Linked DNA regions of Mus musculus: region 2 is linked to region 1. The links are chromatin contacts, found by Hi-C or POLR2A ChIA-PET in ENCODE. All regions are on one chromosome and are shown on one strand. Each heading gives the region's core, a stretch centred on a gene start or an enhancer-like site at or near the end of the contact. The rest is flanking DNA. Distances are from core to core; before and after follow the strand shown. Region 1 overlaps Traf2 (TNF receptor-associated factor 2). Region 2 holds the start of Phpt1 (phosphohistidine phosphatase 1).

Region 1 (4,686 bases), core at 1,606-4,105:
TGAGAAAAACAAAGAATGAACAGTGTGGAGCCGGGTTGTGGGCTGAGCAGGCAGTGCTCAGAGATTCTCCAGAGCGGGCATTTGAGCGGACTTTGTGTTTCCTGTGTTCCCACCAGCTCTGGGCCCCAGAACTGTGCTGCCTGTGTCTATGAAGGCCTGTATGAAGAAGGCATTTCTATTTTAGAGAGTAGTTCGGTAAGTACTCAGTGCTGAGAGAAACATGTCAAAATGAACAGAAATGTTTAGCAAGCGGTTTTGTTCTGTAACACTGGTAACGGAATGAGGATTTGGGCGTTGAGAGTGGCCTCTTCATGACCTTTAGGGTTGGAAAGGCTAAGTGTGGGCCGGCTGGTCCTTAGTTACCTTCTGCCCCACGTGCTTGCTGAAAAGGGTGGCTCAGCTAGTTTTGGGTAGGGTCTCTGATCTAGACGTTGCTTCATCGACAGTAGGGTACTGGGAGAGGGTGTAACCCAAGGACATTCCTGTTCCAGGCCTTTCCAGATAACGCTGCCCGCAGAGAGGTGGAGAGCCTGCCAGCTGTCTGTCCCAATGATGGATGCACTTGGAAGGGGACCTTGAAAGAATACGAGGTAGATGGACATTTCTGTTCTGGCCCGGTGGCTGAGTCTCCAGCAGTGGACTTTAAAAAATAATTTATTTCTATGCATGTGTGGTTTGCTTGCATGTATGTCTGTGCAAGTGTATTGGACCCTTGGAACTGAAATAATGGACAGCTGTGAGCTGCCTACCGAGAATTGAGCTGGGTCCTCTGAAGAGCAGTCAGTGCTCCTAACTTTTTTTTCTTTCTTTTTTTTTTTTAAGATTTATTTATTTATTTTATATAAGCACACTGTCGCTGTCTTCAGACACTCCAGAAGAGAGCATCCAGTCCCATTACAGATGGTTGTGAGCCACCATGTGGTTGCTGGGAATTGAACTCAGGCCCTCTGGAAGAGCAGATGGTACTCTTAACCGCTGAGCCATCTCTCCAGCTCCCATGCTTTTGAGTCATCTCTTCAACCCCTACAAAACATTTCTCATAGAAGCCGTGTTCTAGTTTTGCTAGAACTGGCCTGGCTAATGTATGTGAAAAAAGTTCCTCCTCAGAGCTGGCCATGGTGGCACACTCCTTTAATGCCAGTACTCGGGAGGCAGAGGCAGGTAGATCTCTGAATTTGAGGCTAGCCTGGTCTACAGAGAACGTTCCATGACAGCCATCACTTCATAGAGAAACCCTGTCTCAAAAAAACAGAAAAGAAAGGAAAAGAAGGACCTTTTTTTCTCTGAGTATGCCTGTGACCCCAGCACTTGGGAAGGTGAGGCTAGAGAATGCTGAGTTGAGGGCTAGCTGGGCCTACCTAGCGAATTTTGTTTTTGTTTTATTTTGTTTCTTTCTTTGTTTAAAGAGTACCCTTTTTGAAACCCAAATAGTGCAGGTAGGCCTGTACCATAAGCCTGTCACTTCTTTCCACGTCCTACTCCAGTTCCCCAGAGGTACAGTAGGACGGGAGTGCCTTACATAAGAAGCTAGCGCCAGGCTGGCCTTGGTAACACCTTTGTGTTGCTTTGGCTGCAAAGTTTTCATTGTTTGCAGGAAGCTGCAGCTTTTAAGCTCAGTGGGAGTCTGTGGTGTATATCATACCCACCAGGGATTTCTCTATTGTTATTTGTTTTCTATTTCTTTTGAGTCAGTCTTTTTTTTTTTTGTTTTTGTTTTTTGTTTTGTTTTTCGAGACAGGGTTTCTCTGTATAGCTCTGGCTGTCCTGGAGCTCACTTTGTAGACCAGGCTGGCCTCGAACTCAGAAATCCGCCTGCCTCTGCCTCCCGAGTGCTGGGATTAAAGGCGTGCATCACCACACTCGGTGTGAGTCAGTCTTTCTATAGCCCTGTTGTCCTGGAATTCAGAGATCCACTTGCCTCTGCCTCTTGAGTTCTGGGATTAAAGATGTGCACTACCCTGCCTCACTCACAAGAGTTTTCTTGCTGTGAATTGTGTTGACTCTGGAAGTTATTTAACTAATGGGTATATTTGTTTTGGTCACAGAAAGTCATCTAGAAGGCCAGAGGAAGAGGTGGTCTATGAAAGGGGCCAGTGTAGTGTGGACATTAGCATGAGCTTTTTTTTTTTTTTTTTTTTTTTTTTTAGTATGTCACCTTTAGGCATCTTGAGTTAAACCTGCATTACAGAGGCCACGTGGTTAAGTGACACTCCTCCAGTCTACCAAGTTTCTCATTCCTCTTGTTGCTTTAGTCAACAACCTTCAAAGAAGTTTTTGATTCCGCTGGACATGGTGATGCACACCTATAATCCCTATTCTTAGAAGGCTGAGACAGGAGGACCATGTGTTCAGAGGTGGCCCAGGCTGCTAGTGAGGCCTTGTCTTTCCTATGCCTGCCTCTTGTGTCTGGCTATATGTCCCGTGACCTGTTGACTGGTCACACTTTAGGTTTCAGTCTCTAGCTGAGCAGTTTGGGCTTCACTTGGGTGAACAAGAAACTCATTTTTTTCAAGCATGGTGTCAGGACCTGATCAAGAGTCATAGTCCACACTGTATCCTTAAAATGAAATGCTTAGTGCTGCCTGTGAAAGAGACGGCTCCTAGGGAAGTGACATGCTTGGTGTATTGGGTGGATGCAGGAAAATGTGGGTGTAGGGCATGGTGGCCTATAGAACCTGTTTGCTCTTGAAGGTGTTTTGAGAGACCCCTGGGGCAAGTGGAATAATTCTTCCCAGGCCTGTGGTAGGCTTTAGATTCCCCCAAGATTTCTGTTGCTTCCAGGCCTGTGGTACTGTAGGTCAGTGACTGTGTGGGCCTCTGACTGATGGCCAGGAACTGCAGCCAGGCCATGGGCTTGGTGCCATGTGGCTTTGTAGGCATGCAGAGTGGAAAGTCCCTGGCTGCACCCTTTGAGAGCTCTGGAAAGTCCCTGAGATGAGTTGGGTTTGGTCACATGGGAGGGCAGGCACAGCTCAGCCTTAGCTGATTTTATTGATAAAAACTTGTCGCTGGTGGCAAATGTCACAAGCCAGAGAAGAAATTACACCCTCTTTGTGCAGTCATCACCACAGATAATCCTCTCTTCTGCCTGTCACAAATCTCTTTATTTCTTAGCTTTCACTGGAACTAAGGTTGTAACTAAAACATTTTTTTTATGGTTTGAATTATTTAAAATGTTTGAAAGATGGGAAAAAAATCCTGCTTAGCCTTTGGCTCTGTTTTCCTTTATGATAATGTCTTTCATTCTGAAGATGAATTGAAAGCTGTATTAAAGTCTGTTGTCCTGAAGGCAAAGCCTGGTACTGCACTAGGGAAAGCAAAGGCTGCCAGATCTCTGTGAGTTCCAGGCCAGCCTGGTCCCCACATAGTGAGTTCCAGGCCAGCCAGGCTACAGATTCCAGGGAACAGCTGAAACTGGGAAGGCAGGTGTGCCAGTCGGCATGGCCTCATCGTGGACTTGCTTTTCACATTTATTTATTTTATGTGTATGGGCTTTTATCTGTATATGTATATGTGCATCACTTGCATACCTGGTGCCCAAAGAGGGACTAGAAGAGGGCACTGGCTCCCTTAGAACTGGACTTAAGGTTGGCTGTGAGCCACCATGTGGGAGCTGGGAGTTGAACCTGAGTCTGCTGCAAGAGCAACAAGTGCTTCTAACCACTGAGCTCTCTCTCCAGCCCATCATTATAGTCTACATAGTGAATTCCAGACCAGGCAAAGTTATATAGTGAGACCCTTTCTCAACCACACCCATCCACCCCACCCCCCAAAATTTCAGTTTTAACAACTATATTTTCTTAAAATGTTAAATTTGAATTCTGCTTGAATAAATGCTGATAGATTTAGATTGTGTCTGCTAGGGGAGTTTGAGCTTTGTCTTTGTTGCCTGAATGTGTTGTTACAAGTGTGTCTTCTGTAATCCTTTATGGTCAGGACCTGAGGACAAGCATTCATTCCCTGGTCTCCCCCAGGACTCATCTAAAAAAGTCAGGTACGGCAGCATACGCCTGTAATCTCAAAGTTGGAGAAGCAGAGACAGGAACATCTCTGGGGTTTGGTGGCCTGCCAGCCTGGAGTATTGAGTGAATATTCAAGTCACTCTCAGGTTCTGAGTTTAGCTGGGATTTGAAGCAGCCAGTGCAGGGCATGGAACACAGGGCCATGAACACACAAAGCACATACTCACCCACTGAGCCTCACCTGTCCCAGGAGAGAAACAGTTTATTGAAATTTGTCAGAATCCAGGTTTCATAGAATGAATTGCATAAGGTCCTGTCTCAAAAAACCAGTATGAGAAATATAGAGAAACTCTGAGCAGAGGACTGAGAGCCAAGTCAGTGCTAGGCTCCTGGTGCCTCCAGAACTTCTGTCAGCTGTCTCTCAGCCCGTGTTGGCCTTTGTGGACTACTTCAAAGCAAATGTAAGATGCCTCGTCATTTTTCTTGTTTATTTTTTAGTATAGAGGATTAACTCCAGGGTTTTGTGCATTCTAGGCTTTCTTCTACCGTATAACAGCTTTGTATAGTGTGTGTGTGTGTGTGTGTGTGTATGTGTGTGTGTGTGTGTGTGTGTGTGTCTCCATGTGGCTGCGCATGTGTGCATGTGCATTTGGAGACCAGAGGTTAACATTGGGTGTCATTTCTCAGGAGCCATCCACTTTACTAAGATAGTTTCCTATTGGCC
Region 2 (4,686 bases), core at 1,603-4,102, 40 kb before region 1:
TGCCGCGACAGCAGCCCAGTGCATCGCGCCTTCTCTCGCATAGCGCGCGTCGGATTCCTGTCGCGAGGCCGTGGCGTGCTGTTCTTGGGCTTCCCGAGCCCAGGCTCTGCCGACAACTTCCTACGCTTTGGCCTCGAAGGGTTGCTGTTATCGCCCACCTACCTGTCGCTGCGTGAGCTGGCTACACATGCGGCGCCCCTGGGTAGCTATGCACGAGAGCTGGCGGCAGCAGGAAGGCTCTATGAGCCGGCAGAGTGCTTCCTGCTTAGCGTGTCCGTGGCTGTGGGCCCCAGCGCTGCACCCCCCGGAGCCGCTGCCCGGCCCGCGCCGCGCACTCCTGGGCCCACGGTGCGCAAGTTCGCCAAGGTGGCTCTGGCCGCTGGCAGCCCGACGCGTCCTCCTCCTGCGCGTGGCGGAGAGCCAGATATGGAAACCTTGATCCTGACGCCACCCCCAGGTACTGCGGGCCTGGACGAAGAAGGTGAGGCCGGCCGGCGCGCACGTGAAGTAGCCTTCATCCATATCCAACGTGAGCTTCGAATGCGCGGCGTCTTCCTCCGCCACGAATTCCCACGGGTCTATGAGCAGCTCTGTGAGTTTGTGGAAGCTAACCGGCGCTTCACGCCCACAACCATCTATCCCACGGATCGGCGCACTGGCCGCCCCTTCATGTGCATGATCATGGCTGCATCGGAGCCGCGTGCACTAGATTGGGTAGCCAGCGCCAACCTGCTGGACGACATCATGTGAACCATGGAACTATTAGGCCCAGGCCCCGACCCCGAGCCCTGCCTACTCTACTCAGGCCCTGCCTGATCCATCACGAAGGCCCCCAGAGTCTGGACCAGTTGGTTCAGCGCCTTCCAAATCCCCTGGGCCTCCTTTAGTCTTATACAAATTCTCTGCCCTGAGCTCCACCCACTCCACACCTCTAATTTTGCCTGGGAGCCCCCACCCCCACCCCTGTCCCGTTTCCAACCAGCTGCTTCTTTTCTTCTCTGTTCGTAACCGGGCCATCCAAATTCCACATCCTGGGCTCTCCCCAAGCCAGTCAAGGAGAGGGGGCTCCCCAAGGGCCCGGTCCTCGCCCTCGGTGCTCCCCACTGGGAGGTGGGGTGGGACTGAGGACCTCTGGGCTCTGCCTGCTACACTCATCCCATGGGGACAAACTCAGTTGGTGTATGTTGTGGGTGCTTGCTATAGCTCTCCAACCCTTCTAGTCCAGAAATCCATGTTAACCAAAGCCCGATGTCCTTACTTCGAGCACTTCCCCTAACCCTCCTGTCTGGGGTGTATCAGGCTCAGAGGGCTACTCCCTGTGCACCCCTATGAGGTTGAGGCAATGGGCGTAGCCAGCACTGTACACGTACCAGTGCCGCCTGTCCTTCAATACTCTCACCTTAGTCTGGGCACTTGTAGACAAGTTGGAATACTGGGGAATTTTCAGGTTAAGGCCAAGGTACAATCCACCCTGCCAGATGGAAGCCTGAGCAGGGGAAGCAGTGTGGGCGGCGACCCAACCAGAGTTAAGATCTGGGTAAGGATTTGAGCTCCCAACACCTACCCAACAAGATGGCCTTAAAAATCTGCCTTCCAGAGAAGATGGAGAGGTGGGAAGCGTGTGCTGACGAATTAGCAGACAACCCTACTGAGAGCAGCTCCTACCACGGAATGACTTGGGAATGAGTAAGGAACAGGGCTGTCCCTAATTAGGAACTGGACTAGGAAAGGTGCTTAGTAGTGAGCCACCAAGTGTGGGTACGGTTAAGGAGTCGGTGCCGAGGCCTGCCCCGAATCCAATCCTGTGTGCAAAAGTGCCCTGGCTGCACTCCAAGCTGAGAGAGAAGCCAAAGCCTGACGTGTTGTGGAGAGGTCTAGGCTTCCCTAAGCCCCTTGCCTGACCCCGTACCTGGATCTGAGCCCAGGACTTTGTGGAGGGTGTGACCCAGAGAGGGCTTGCGACCAGATTCTCCAAGAATCTTGGGAGAAGAAGAAGCCCCAAGCCCTTAGGAGCTCTGAAAGTTCAATTGCAAGAACCTGGGACACACACCTATGCACGAGGGTGTGCACACGCGCCAGCTACCCTCGACTGGATGTCCCCGGGACACTCCAGCTCTCTCTCCTTGGCCCCTGTCTTAGCACATGCCCGGATGCCGCTCTTGCAACACTTGCTGCCCCGCCGCCTGCCGCCCTCCCCAGGGGCTCCACAGTCCCTCCTGCGGCAGACTGGCAAGAACGCCTCTGACGAGAAGGGCAAGTGCTTTCGAACCAAGTAAAATAGAACTTGAATGTAGCTGCTGCTAATAACTCGGTAGTGGTGGTGGTGGTGGTCGTCGTCGTGGCCGGGGGGGGGGGGGGGGGGGGGAGCATTGCGTCAAAGCTTCCGGGAGTAGGAGCTTAACAACCCGCAACCGGAGTATTGTGGAAGGGGAGGCCCGAGGGTGTGAAGTGGAGTATGCAGGGGAGTACTTGAATTTGGAGAGACCGGAGAGAGATCCTCCGGTTTACAGGTGTTGGGGAAGAGAGGACTTCGGATTTATGGTTTACGGATTGAAGCCTTAGGACCCAGGAGTGGAACCGGAGTGCGTCCTTGCATCCTTTTGCTGCCCTGCAGCGGGTTGATTTACAGCACCACGGGTTAACCTATGCCTCGGCTCCTTTAACTGGGACTCATGAGCCCGATCCCAAAGCTGCAAAGAACTGGGTTGCAATTGGCCAGTCCGTGCCTCAGATTGGAGGTACAACTGGCTGAGGCTCTGGGCTAGGTAAGCATTCCCTCACGGGATTGGCCGTGGCTGCCAAAGGGCCCGCCTCCCTACGCATAGGCCTGGGTCGGGTTTGGTAAGGGGCTGTGGGGCCCAGAGATCGAGCGCTTCGGGGAACATGGCGGCGGACCTCGGTCAGATTCCTGATGTAGACATTGATTCGGATGGCGTCTTCAAGTATGTGCTGATTCGAGTCCACTTAGCAGAGCCTTCTGGGGATCCGGCGAAGGAGTGCAAGGAAATCGTGCGTGGCTACAAATGGGCTGAGTACCACGGTGAGGGCGGGGCCTCTGTGCCCTTGGAGGCGGGACGAAGGTTAGGGGCGGGGCCTTACAGTTGCTGGTAGCGGAGTAGTGACTGCTAATATATCATGACTTGTACTAACACATAGCTAGGCTGACCTAGAAACGTCGGGATTTGGGCAGAAAGGAGTGCCATGACTGGGATCTTCTTAATCCCGTCTCTCACTTCGAAAGTGTCTTCTTCCTCCCGTTCATCTTTTTGCCAGCGGGGGAAGGGCTCATCTTCTCTGGGAAAAAGACCACCAAGAGCTGGAGCTTCTGACCCCATATCCAGCCCTAGAGTTCAGTGTGGGGCCAACAAGGGCGGCTAGGGCATATCCTGAGGCCACTCTCCCCACCCCAGCGGACATCTATGACAAAGTGTCAGGCGAGCTGCAAAGGAATGGCTATGACTGTGAGTGCCTAGGCGGCGGGCGCATCTCCCATCAGAGCCAGGACAGGAAGATACACGTGTATGGCTACTCTATGGTGAGCTCCAGTCCCCAGGTCTCAGCCAGACTGCAAAGCTCACCTTTGTGAGCCTGACCCCACCCCCACCCCACCCCACCCCACCCCTCACACCACCATTCAGGCCACCTTTGGGACTCTGAAAGTTGGAGCTACAGAACCCTTACTTAAGGGCTGAATGGGTTTTCCTTTCCCCACGTTTTCCAAATGACACCTTGGGCTACATCCCCGACTTGCTCCAGATCCTGATGGGTCTGTGTCCTGACTCTCTAGGGGCCCTTGGAGCCACCAGTACTGGGGTCAAATTCACAGTTCTATGTTGATCCTTTTTCATAAAGTCCACCTTAGACCCTCAGGCATCACCTGAAGAGCTCTTCAGTCCTCATCATGATCCCAGTATGATTAGGATGGTAGGATCTGCTAACTTTCCCCAGGGCTGCTATTGCTGCGGCTTCTGGGTGGGCTCCCAAAGCAAAAAACTAGCAAACTGGCGGTCATCCTTTCTCTAGGGTTACGGTCGTGCCCAGCACTCTGTTTCAACTGAGAAGATCAAAGCCAAGTATCCTGACTATGAGGTCACCTGGGCTGACGATGGCTACTGAAGCTCTGCCCCACCCCCCACCCCCCGGACTAAGTCAGGTCTCTGCTCTTGCTGTGTTCTGTTTTGAGGGGCTGGCCCTGTGCTTTCCTTTTGTACCTTAGGCAGCATAGCACCTGCCAGGCCTTAGAGGCCAGACCAATCTGGTCCATAGGAATTAAAAGCATTGATATGCCTACTAGTCCCTGACTTGTGTCTTGCCTTCTTTACCTTTGGATTGCACCGGACAGACCTGCTCAGCTTCAGGGGCCCTGGGAACTACTGGTGCACACTCAGCCCCCTAGGTGCAGATAAGGGGGCCCCTGCATTGCAGCCATTTATGGCTTGATTGTTCCTCCATGAAGCTGCTATCCCCAAGGACATCTGGGAGGGGGCCCCACAGGCCTTGCACAAGAAGTCAGTTCCTGGCCACCTAAGGCCTGGGGTGCCCACAAGTGCCCCCTTCCTGTAGTTCATCCAGGAGTCCCACCAGGAAAGGGTCCTGGCAGCCATTGTCCCGCCAGCTGGCAGGCTACATTTTTCATCTGTTCTCAGGCCAAGCCTGATATCCCTGAGTGATCGCAGGAACAGTCAT

Evidence for each region. A loop is a pair of places that touch in the nucleus more often than their neighbours do. ChIA-PET counts read pairs that join two places held with the same protein, here RNA polymerase II (POLR2A).
Region 2: POLR2A ChIA-PET joins it to region 1 with 20 read pairs in Patski. The contact joins the promoter of Phpt1 here to the enhancer-like site in region 1. A Hi-C loop is called at or near these places in 1 of 37 maps with a recorded cell type or tissue (left cerebral cortex). POLR2A ChIA-PET finds 5 or more read pairs at or near these places in 4 of 5 experiments (Patski and embryonic stem cell).

The regions. Positions count from the first base shown.
Region 1 is chr2:25,532,580-25,537,265 of GRCm38, reverse strand. It overlaps Traf2 (TNF receptor-associated factor 2), which reads left to right. Exons shown (of 11, transcript NM_009422.3): 3 at 117-195; 4 at 492-590. Among named protein-coding and RNA genes, the nearest start is that of Traf2, 12 kb to the left of the region's middle. Within about 2 kb of position 2,855, at least 1 of the 3 ENCODE cell types and tissues checked has a DNase peak (open chromatin) inside an H3K27ac peak, as active enhancers do.
Region 2 is chr2:25,573,037-25,577,722 of GRCm38, reverse strand. It overlaps Phpt1 (phosphohistidine phosphatase 1), which reads left to right and starts at 2,852. Exons shown (of 3, transcript NM_029293.2): 1 at 2,852-3,040; 2 at 3,411-3,535; 3 at 4,024-4,292. The coding sequence starts at 2,884. The coding sequence ends at 4,116. Ajm1 (apical junction component 1) reads left to right here. Exons shown (of 1, transcript NM_001005424.2): 1 at 1-2,307. The coding sequence ends at 750.